Linked DNA regions of Homo sapiens: regions 1 and 3 are each linked to region 2. Evidence: chromatin contacts called from ENCODE Hi-C or POLR2A ChIA-PET data. All regions are on one chromosome and are shown on one strand. The core of a region is the stretch at or near the end of the contact, and the rest is flanking DNA. Distances in the headings are between cores, read along the strand shown. Region 1 overlaps UBAP2 (ubiquitin associated protein 2). Region 2 holds the start of MYORG (myogenesis regulating glycosidase). Region 3 has its middle 25 kb from the start of UBAP2.

Region 1 (3,277 bases), core at 638-3,137, 430 kb after region 2:
CAGGCTGTAGTGCAGTGGCGTGATCTCTGCTCACTACAAGCTCCGCCTCCTGGGTTCATGCCATTCTCCTGCCTCAGTCTCCCGAGTAGCTGGGACTACAAGCGCCTGCCAAAACTCCCGGCTAATTTTTTTGTATTTTTAGTAGAGCCGGGGTTTCACTGTGGTAGCCAGAATGGTCTCAATCTGCTGACCTCGTGATCCGCCTGACCTTGTAATCCACCTACCTTGGCCTCCCAAAGTGTTGGGATTACAGGCGTGAGCCACCGCGCCCGGCCAACATCACGTTTTTAAAAATTGATTTCTTCAAATTCATGGCAAATATTTCCCTTCCCTTTAACTTCTTATGTCAGAATGAGGAAGGATAGCTGCATTTATTTAGTCAGTTTTCATTGCATAGTAATATTTTCATGTAGTATTTTCTAAGTTATATTTTAGTAATTCATATGTTTTAGATTATAGGTTTTAACATACTTGTGAAAATACTTGATATGTTTTAAAGCCTTGGGCAGAAATTCTGTATTGTTGAGGATTTGTTCTTTTATCCCCCTTTTAAAGTCATCCGTCCTTGGCTCAGGATTTGGAGAGCTTGCACCACCAAAAATGGCAAACATCACCAGCTCCCAGATTTTGGACCAGTTGAAAGCTCCGAGTTTGGGCCAGTTTACCACCACCCCAAGTACACAGCAGAATAGTACAAGTCACCCTACAACTACTACTTCTTGGGACCTCAAGCCCCCAACATCCCAGTCCTCAGTCCTCAGTCATCTTGGTAGGTATACATTGTTTGTGGGTTTGCCCCTACTGAGGACGTTTCAAGCTTTGGCAGAGTGTGTTGACTTGTGAAGACTAATGTGGAATTTGTCCAGAGATGTTTCTTTTTAGTAGAACTCTTGCAGTTTCTCAGTTAAATCAGTCTTCCTTTGTTATACAATACTTGCATTTATTTGTTTTTGTTGTTGTTCTTGATAGTTTCATTATTGTTGGTAGTAATTGTGGTGGTAGTACATGCCTTGAAAAGTATGGTAAAAGCATGCAAATATGAACATCTAACACTTTGTGTAAATGCATGGACAGAATTTTCTGAGCTCTCTTAGAAGAGGGTGGTGATAGAACATAGAATGTGGAAAACATTTTAAGACTTTTTTTTTTTTTTTTTTTTTTGAGATGGGGTCTTCCTGTGCTGCGTAGGCTGATCTCCACCTCCTGGCCTCAAGCAGTCTTTTAATCTCAGCCTTCTGAGTAACTGGGATTATAGATGTGCACCACTGTATCCAGCCTAGACAATATTTTACTCTATTATTTTATTTTTTTTTTTTTTGAGTCAGGATCTTGCTCTGTTGCACAGGCTGGAGTACAGTGGCACAGTAACGCGTCACTGCCATCTTGACCTCCCAGGCTCAGTCCATCCTCCCACCTCAGCCTCTCTAGTAGGTGGGACTATAGGCACATGCCGTCACTCCTGGCTGATTTTTTTGTATTTTTTTAATGTGACAGGGGTTTGCCATGTTGCCCAGGCTGGTCTGGAACTCCTGGACTAAGGTGATCTGCCCACCTCGGCCTCCAAAAGTGCTGAGATCACAGGTGTGAGCCACCACGCCCGGCCTGGACAGTATTTTAACTATCACACTCTCATGCTTTCTCATTCTAACATTTTGAAGTATCAACTATGATTTCATCAACCTTTACATTCCGTGGTTTGTATTGTAAAGGTCCCATGTGTAGACTGGATGTTTTCTAAACTAAACTCCCACAGAAATTGTGACATTAAGCCACCATTCCCCACCAGCACTCACATGCCACACTGTATTAAGGAATAGCAGGGGATTTCATTCATTGTGGAGCTGGCCATGTGGGCTGGTTTATGGTTAGGGCATATAGAGAGACAGGGAAGCATATTCCTCTGTTCTGTGAAATGACTTACTGTGTTGGAAGTACATGAGACCACTCCGGGGTTTGAAGCGATGTCTACCAAGGGAAATCATTAGAGACTCAGTGCCCAAAGTTTTTGCTGGGGCAAGAAATGTAGGTACCCTGTGCCTACATTTTTTGCTATAGCACATAGCAAAATTACAGATTCCTAGAAGGAAAGCAGATGTTGAGCATAAACCACATTGTTTATACAGACATTCTTAGCACAGTGAGCCACTCTTAATAGGTTAGTGTGTTGGCACCCTTTGCCAAGTACATACCAGCAGTCCAAATTCTCAGACATTAGCCAAGGTCCAGTCATCAAGCAGGCCTTTTTGAGAGGAATTGTAGGTCCCTATATTAACTTTTTCTGCACACATAACTAGTGAGTGATAGGACTTTTTAGATAGAACCATGCTATTCCCATATTCTTTATAAAACCTGTGTGTTTGGTGCATGCCTATAATACCAAGTTCAAAAATGAATGCGCCTAAACCAGCTCTGCCATTTGTTTTTTTTTAAATTAAATTCTGTTGACACTCAGCTAGCTGGGCACAGTGGCTCATGTAATCCCAGCACTTGGGGAGGCAGAAGGAGGAGGATTGCTTGAGCAGGAGTTCGAGACCAGCCTGGGCAACGTGATGAGACACAAAGGCTAAAATATTAGGTTGTTGTACTATCTGGCCCCATAGAGAAAAAGAGGGCCAACCTCTGTCCCATATGGTAGAACTGGCTTTTCAAATCAGTAGTGAAAAAACGCTTTATTAAAACCGTTTGAAAAATGAAGTTGGATCTCTATGCCAAAATGCCAGTGGGTCAGATAGTTAAACATAAATAGTGAATCTAGAACTATAATAGAGAAAACACAGGAGAATTTTTTTGTTGTTCTGTGTGAGGGAGACCTTTCTGGGTATGGCAGAAAACACCAAATTAGGCAGACAAACAATGAAAAAAATACTCAAAATTTGTATCATAGACAAAAAGAGTTAATTTCCTTAATATAAAAAGAGTAAAAATAAAGCAGATCAACAAACAGGTTAAAAAACTGGCTAAAGAGATAAGAACAGTCTATAAGTAAAGAACACTTAAGTATATGAAATGATACTTAGCACATTTGTATCATTTTAGTTTGTATTTTTTAATACCATTTTCCACCAATTAAACCAGGAGATTCAAAAGTGTTTGATATTAGAGTGTGTTAAAAAGGATGTGTTCTATCTGTGGACAGTAATTTTATAATATTTATCAAAATTCAAAATATATTTACCCTGTGAAGGGGCAACTTTATCCTACCAGTTGATCCTACAGGTATACTTGTACTTGCACAAAATATCTTACATACAAATGTATTCATTAGTGCATTGCTTTT
Region 2 (3,409 bases), core at 858-3,357:
TCCTTACCCAGCAGGATCTGGAAGTGAAGGGCCAGTCACTCAGGCCTCTATCAAACCCCTTCAACTGAGATGCAATTTTTCTCAAAGTCACCCTTCCCTGGGCCCTTCCAACCCCATCATCTCAGTACATCCCTGAGTGCCCTCCTGACACAGAACAGTAGCCTTATATCCAGCTGCTATCCTCCTCCCCTGAATCCCAGAGCCCAAACGGATGGGTCCACCCTGCAATGCAGGCAGGAGCCATCTACTTTCCACCCCACGAAGACCCTCCAGCTAACATTTCTTCAGTATGCTCCCAAACTTAGATGCCCTCCCACTCATCAGAGGACCCAGAATCCTTCCTTCCACAGTCAAAGACCTATCCCTACACCCAAAGCTCTTGATCTCTGCTTCCAGGAGTCCCCATCACAGCCTCCCAAAAGCCTCTCTGTGCTCAGACACCCTTGCTGCACAAGGTGTGTCCCCCATTCCAAGTCCAACTGGTCAAAACATAATTTTGGAGGGTCTCATGACAAAGAAATTTCAAGTTGCAAAACAAAGCCCTGTTTCTCTGCCCCTCAGGGAGCGAGAAGGGGCCATTCTAAAATCTCTGTGATCTTCAGTATTTTTATTTCTGCATCAAATAGATATGAAACCAGCTGGGTGCAGAGGCTCACACCTGTAATCTCACCACTTTGGGAGGCAGAGGCAGGAGGATCACTTGAGCCCAGGAATTCGATACCAGCTGGGGCAACATAAAGAGACCCCTTCTCTACAAAAAAATTTAAAAATTAGCAGGGTATGGTGGCACACACATGTGGTCCAAGTTACTCAGGAGCCTGAGGCGGGAGGGGATAGCTTGAACCAAGGACATTGAGGCTGCAGTGAGCTATGTTAACGCCACTGCACTCCAGCCTGGGCGACAGAGCGAGACCCTCTCTCAAAAAAATAAAGACCGGACGCGGTGGCCCACACTTGTAATCCCAGCACTTTGGGAGGCCGAGGCAGGTAGATCACCTGAGGTCAGGAGTTTGAGACCAGCCTGACCAACATGGTGAAACTCTGTCTCTACTAAAAATACAAAATTAGCCAGGCGCGGTGGTGCGTGCCTGTAATCCCAGCTACTTGGGAGGCTGAGGCAGGAGAATTGCTTGAACCCGGGAGGCGGAGTTTGCAGTGAGCTGAGATCGTGCCATTGTACTCCAGCCTGGGCAACAAGAACGAAACTCAAAAATAAATAAATATAAAAATAAAATAAAATAAAAAAGAAATGAAACCTCAGAGTCTTGCCCAGCCCCCGGGGAGAGGGGCATGGCGGGGCACACCCACTTTCCCGCAGCTTGGGCATTTCTAACTAAAGGCTGTAACTTAGGAGGAGGGGCTGGACCCTATAAATAACTAGTCTGGGGGTAGCGGTCTGGGAGGCGGGTGACGTTGCAAAACACCGAGCAGAAACCGGTCTTCTCAGTCCCTGACCTCGGACACCGCTGGTTTGGTCCGGTGGGAACCGACAGCTTGGACTCGCGGCGGGTTGGAACTACAGCTCCCTCCGTGGGGCCCTCGATTGGAAGCACCTGCATTGGGAGCTGAGATACTCGCGGAATTCCGCCACCACTTTTCCGTATGGAAAGCTGAGGGCTTGTGAGAGCGTTATACCGATATGGCCTCCACCTGTCCAAACCGGGAAGGAAGGAATTCCAATGGCCAGCTCTGCTCCTTTACCCTGCAGCTCTCTCCCTCTCATCCTCATTCCAAACCTAGCCTAGAGGTGCAAGAACCCCAACCTTCCGCAGCTGCTCCTTTCTGCAGAACTACATGTCCCAGCAGGCCTGGGGCCGAGCCCCGCCCGCTTGCGGGTTAGCAGTGGCCCAGGAGGGGCGGGCCCGCCGGCGGGAGTCGGAGCCGCGGGGCGCAGGACTGAGCAAGCCTGAAATGCCAGGGGCAGAGCACAGAGCGGTGGGAGGAAGGTGGGGCTGAGGGGCGGGGCCACAGATCCGCCTGATAACCTGGGAGGAGGGGTCGAACGTCAAGGGCAGGGCTGGACTCTGAGGCCCGAGACGAGACTGGATGACTGGGGCGTGGCCGAGGAACCCCAGGGCGGGACCCGAGGAGGGGCTGTGCCCTGCCAGACAGAGCCCCGCGCGGCGCGGCGGCAGCTTCACTCTGGTTCAAGCGCAGGGGATCGGCGGGAAGCTCTTTCACCCCCGCTTCTGCCGGGCTGTAACTGCAATGGGTGAGCCCAGCGGGAGGGCTGTGGGGGGCGGGGGGCTGCTGAAGGAGCACGATTCCTGAACTTTCGCTCCCACCGATGAATGGGTGGAGCGAGCCTGAACACCTGGGCCCATCCCACGGCCGCGATTCCCGCGGGGCGACAGGTCCCTTGACCTCGGTCGGCCCCTTCGGACAGTATAGCCTTCAGGGCGGGGTAGGGAGGGCGGCTGTGGAGTATTCCAGGCTATGTAGGCAGTCACTCGATCCCCGCGGATACCGTCGCCTGGCAGGAGAGGGAGATGGGCCGGATCGAGTTGCCTTTGACATTTCCATCCCCCCGGGAACTGTGTCCAACTAACGATTCTACTTGGAATGGCCTCCCCTCAGTTGAGTCGGGCGGGGCCCTCCCCCTCAGACCAGACTAGCTGTGGCAGCCAAGGCTGAGGTTGAGTGTCCGGTGGGGAGAGGCTCAGCAGGGGCAGAGCCCAGACTCCACCTGGCGGAGGCGGCAGATTACAGAGGTCTCTGGCACCACTGTTAACACCGGAACCACAGACTTCCTCCCCCAAAGCCCCGGTACCAGATGCCATTAAAATTGCCCTCTTTGCTGCCCTCGTGGTCTTCGTGGTCCGCGTGGAGCAAGCAGCAGCACCAGCCCTTGGAAAGACAGGCCTCACCATGCCATGTCCATCTGATGGAAGCTGGTCCCACCAGCTCAGCCCCAGGGCTCCTTTCTGCTACTGCATTCAGGCAGCCAGGTCAGATCATTATCTCCCATCTCCTAAAACTTACACTGTGGAGAGCTGGGCTGGGATTTTAGATCCAGGCAGCCTTGATACCTGGCTAACTTCAGACAAGTTCCTTTTTCTGTTTGGGCCACGTTTCCTCACCTGTAAAATGGACACTGCAGCTATGTCTGCTGTTCCACATTGTTGATAGAACTGGATGCTGTGGTGACATTTGGGACACTATCATGGTGCCTGGGGTGGGTGGGTGCCCAGGCCTGTGGGCTTCTGTCTTTCATCAAAGAACTTCAGATCCCAGAAAATTAAGATTCTCAAAACATAACTGTCGGAAAGGGCTTTTGAATCCACCTTGGTGGCCTCTTCCTGCCTCCAGGGCTCATGAGATAGGCTGACTTCATATGAAAGTTTTGAGGATGAGGAAGTCTCTCTCCTCTTCAGATACTGACCCTCTCTCTCCTTATTTCCTTGGTGCC
Region 3 (3,292 bases), core at 778-3,277, 300 kb after region 2:
AATAATTAAAAAAAGAAAGAATGAGGCTGGGCACGGTGGCTCACGCCTGTAATCCCAGCACTTTGGGAGGCCAAGGCGGGCCGATCACGAGGTCAGGAGATCGAGACCATCCTGGCTAACACAGTGAAACCCTGTCTCTACTAAAAGTACAAAAAATTAGCCAGGCGTGGTGGTGGGCGCCTGTAGTCCCAGCTGCTCGGGAGGCTGAGGCAGGAGAATGGCATGAACCCGGGAGGCAGAGCTTGCAGTGAGCCGAGATCGCGCCACTGCACTCCAGCCTGGGTAACAGAGCAAGACTCCGTCTCAAAAAAATAAAAATAAAAATAATAATAAAAAAAAAAGAATGAGGCTGGGCGCGGTGGCTCACGCCTGTAATCCCAGCACTTTGGGAGGCTGAGGCGGGCAGATCACGAGGTCAGGAGATCGAGACCATCCTGGCTAACACAGTGTAACCCCGTCTCTACTAAAAAATACAAAAATTTAGCCGGGCGTGGTGGCGGGCGCCTGTAGTCCCAGCTACTCGGGAGGCTGAGGCAGGAGAATGGCGTGAACCCGGGAGGCGGAGCTTGCAGTGAGCCGAGATCACGCCACTGCACTCCAGCCTGGGCGACAGAGCGAGACTCCGTCTCAAAAAAAAAAAAAAAAAAAAAAAAAAAAAAAAAAAGAGGTAAAGCTATAGGTACTGACATACAATGATTGTTAAGATATATTGTTAAATGACGAAATAATTACAAACCAGCTTACCAACTTCCCATGTCAAAATCTTTCAAGATGTAGTTCAGGTTCCAACTCTTCTAGAAAGCCTTCCACGGTCACATCTCTCCTTAGGGAGCCCTGCCTTCTAAAGGCTTTCCAAGCACAGGCAGGTACAAGATTGGAGAGCCCCAGAGTCTTATGGGAGATTTGGGGCCAATGAATCCATCATATACCCAGTAGGGGGAGCCAGAGCTTAGCTCCTCGCTTCTGGAGATCCCTCTCCTGCATAAATTCCACATGGAGTGTGGAGAAAACAAAGATATGCACAAAAATGTCTTTTAAAGGGACTGCGGAGAGAGGAAGGTAGCTGTAGTGTGAAAGAGTTTTTTGTTTTTGTTTTGAGACAGGGTCTTGCTGTGTTGCCCAGGCTGGAGTGGAGTGGCCCCATCTTGGCTCACTGCAGCCTCAACCTCCTGGTCACTCAAGCAATCCTCCCACCTCAGCCTCCTGAGTAGCTGGGACTACAGGCATGCACTACCCTGCATGGCTAATTTTTTTTTTTTTTTTTTTAGAGACAGGATTTTCTTTATTGCTCAGGCTGGTCTCAAACTCGAAGGAGTTTTTGGGGTTTTATTTCACTTTATTGAGGTTTTCAGAGTAGCAATCCTTGAATCAAGCTTCCCTCTGCATTTATCTGCAGATTTGATTTACAAAGATGTGAGCATACAGCTTCTCAGAAGTGTGTGTGTTTTGTTTAAAGCCAAATAGATCTTATTGTGGAAGGAATGGAATGTTGCCACTGGATCACTGGATCACCAAATTCAATAAATTGAGGTGGGGTGCGGTGGCTCATACCTAACCTCAGCGCTTTGGGAGATTGAGGTAGGAGGATTGCTTGAGGCCAGGAGCTCAAGACCAGCCTAGTCAACATACCAAGACCTCATCTCTATTAAAAAAAGAATTTAAAAATCACTACAAGTGGCACGTACCTGTAGTCCCAGCTACTTAGGAGGCTGAGATGGGAGGATCGCTTGAGCACAAGAAGTTTGGGGCTGTAGTTAGCTATGATTGCACCACTGCACTTCAGCCTGGATGACAGAGCCAGATCCTATCTGAAATAAATAAATAGAGCATTGGAGGAGTTAGGTAGGAGGCAGCTTAGAGAAAGAGCACTGGATCTGAGGTTGAAGCTCCCAGTTAAATCCTGTTTCTAATCATTAACCAGCTTTTGACTGCAGGCAGGTAACTAAATCTCTTGGCTGACTGTGAACTTCTGCAACATAAAACGTGACGGTGTTTACAGAGCACAGCTGTAAAGCATTCTTAGGGCTCCCTGAGTCATCGGCTGAGCTCTTACAGTCCAGGAGAGATGGCAGAACTCCCTCACTTAAAGTCAGGCCAAATAATTTTGACTCTGAAGCACCAGAAACAGGGGGAGGTAACTTTTACACCAAGCTCCAAGCCCTCAAGCCTCCAGCCAGGCCTTTACCCAATCCTGAACCATTAACCTCTGTACTCCCCCTGGTTGTAGCCTACCCTATATAACCACAGTGAGGCAAGACACCCAGCCATATTGCCTGCATGAGGAATAAGCCATGTGTGGCCTTTCCCCGGGACTCAGGGGACCTGAGCAACCTGGAGGAAGAAACTGAAACCTGGGCTCTCAGATATTGCTGGGAGGCAGCTTCTCAGAGAACACCGGGAGCTCTGCTAGGATCTGAGCTGACACAGTTGGATGGAGGCCCCAAGAAACAGGCATTGGTGCTCTTTGGAGATGTCCTTTCAGGCAGAAGTAGCCACTATGCTGACCAAGAAAGAGGTGACTTGAGTGTTAGCTTTGCCCCACAGGCACGGTCTCAGCTCCTAAAAGTCCAGTTTGGCTCTATCTGTATTTGAAGGAAGGTGTCGACTTGTGTTTTCCTTGAGATCTCTCCCCTCCTCAGGTCTCTTTCTTACCATCAGTAGCCAGCTGTGGCTACAGCTGAGGACAGGAATTTTCTGCAGGGGCTATTCAGCAGGGCATGTCAGGGCCTGCAGGAACTGGTTTAACTTGCTTCTGAGAGTCTTGACTCTGCCTCAGACTCCTTTGGCTTTAGGGTAGGGAGGTGATTCTAGAGGTAGGGAGAGCAGGAGACAGGATACAGCCAAAGGGATCTGTCAAGTCAAAGAGGTCCCTGGAGAGGTGACTTTTTGCTCCACAGAAGGAGGAGAGGGCCTCCCAGGCTTCCACTAAACTATCTGCTCATAGGTCCCAAGACTCCAGCTTCTCTCTTCCTTGTTTTTTTTTTTTTTAATTTTTTGAGGCAGAGTCTCGCTCTGCCACCCAGGCTGGAGTGCAGTGGTGCGATCTCACCACTTTACTCCAGCCTGGGCGACAAAGTTAGACTCCATCTCAAATAATAATAATAATAATAATAATAATAAATAAAGTGATGATAGGTGTGCTTCCATGTACCCCTCCAGATCTACTCTCTGCCCTACTGGGTACTCCTGGTCTATCAGTAGGCCTTCTTGTCCTCTGCCTTCTGGTTAAATTCTCCCAATGGAGATTAGGAGGAAAGAGGATTGGGACAAGAGGTTATTTATGGCCGGGCAC

What was found. Hi-C counts contacts between places; a loop is a spot of excess contacts on that map. ChIA-PET counts read pairs that join two places held with the same protein, here RNA polymerase II (POLR2A). Pooled maps may share reads with other maps.
Region 1: a pooled map shows a loop between it and region 2 (5-fold over the local background). The contact joins the enhancer-like site here to the promoter of MYORG in region 2. A Hi-C loop is called at or near these places in 5 of 50 pooled maps. POLR2A ChIA-PET finds 5 or more read pairs at or near these places in 2 of 52 experiments (OCI-LY7 and activated CD4-positive, alpha-beta T cell).
Region 3: a map of mammary epithelial cell shows a loop between it and region 2 (17-fold over the local background). The contact joins the enhancer-like site here to the promoter of MYORG in region 2. A Hi-C loop is called at or near these places in 4 of 168 maps with a recorded cell type or tissue (Caco-2, PC-9 and mammary epithelial cell), 7 of 37 single-sample maps with no recorded cell type and 14 of 50 pooled maps. POLR2A ChIA-PET finds 5 or more read pairs at or near these places in 2 of 52 experiments (A673 and activated B cell).

What each region holds. Positions count from the first base shown.
Region 1 is chr9:33,945,866-33,949,142 of GRCh38, reverse strand. It overlaps UBAP2 (ubiquitin associated protein 2), which reads left to right. Exons shown (of 29, transcript NM_001370062.2): 13 at 556-769. Among named protein-coding and RNA genes, the nearest start is that of SNORD121A, 5.4 kb to the left of the region's middle. Within about 2 kb of position 1,887, at least 3 of the 41 ENCODE cell types and tissues checked have a DNase peak (open chromatin) inside an H3K27ac peak, as active enhancers do.
Region 2 is chr9:34,375,596-34,379,004 of GRCh38, reverse strand. It overlaps MYORG (myogenesis regulating glycosidase), which reads left to right and starts at 2,107. Exons shown (of 2, transcript NM_020702.5): 1 at 2,107-2,212. RefSeq lists a silencer at 1,743-2,132 and enhancers at 2,178-2,758, 2,759-3,340.
Region 3 is chr9:34,072,031-34,075,322 of GRCh38, reverse strand. No RefSeq gene overlaps it. Among named protein-coding and RNA genes, the nearest start is that of UBAP2, 25 kb to the right of the region's middle. Within about 2 kb of position 2,027, at least 12 of the 41 ENCODE cell types and tissues checked have a DNase peak (open chromatin) inside an H3K27ac peak, as active enhancers do.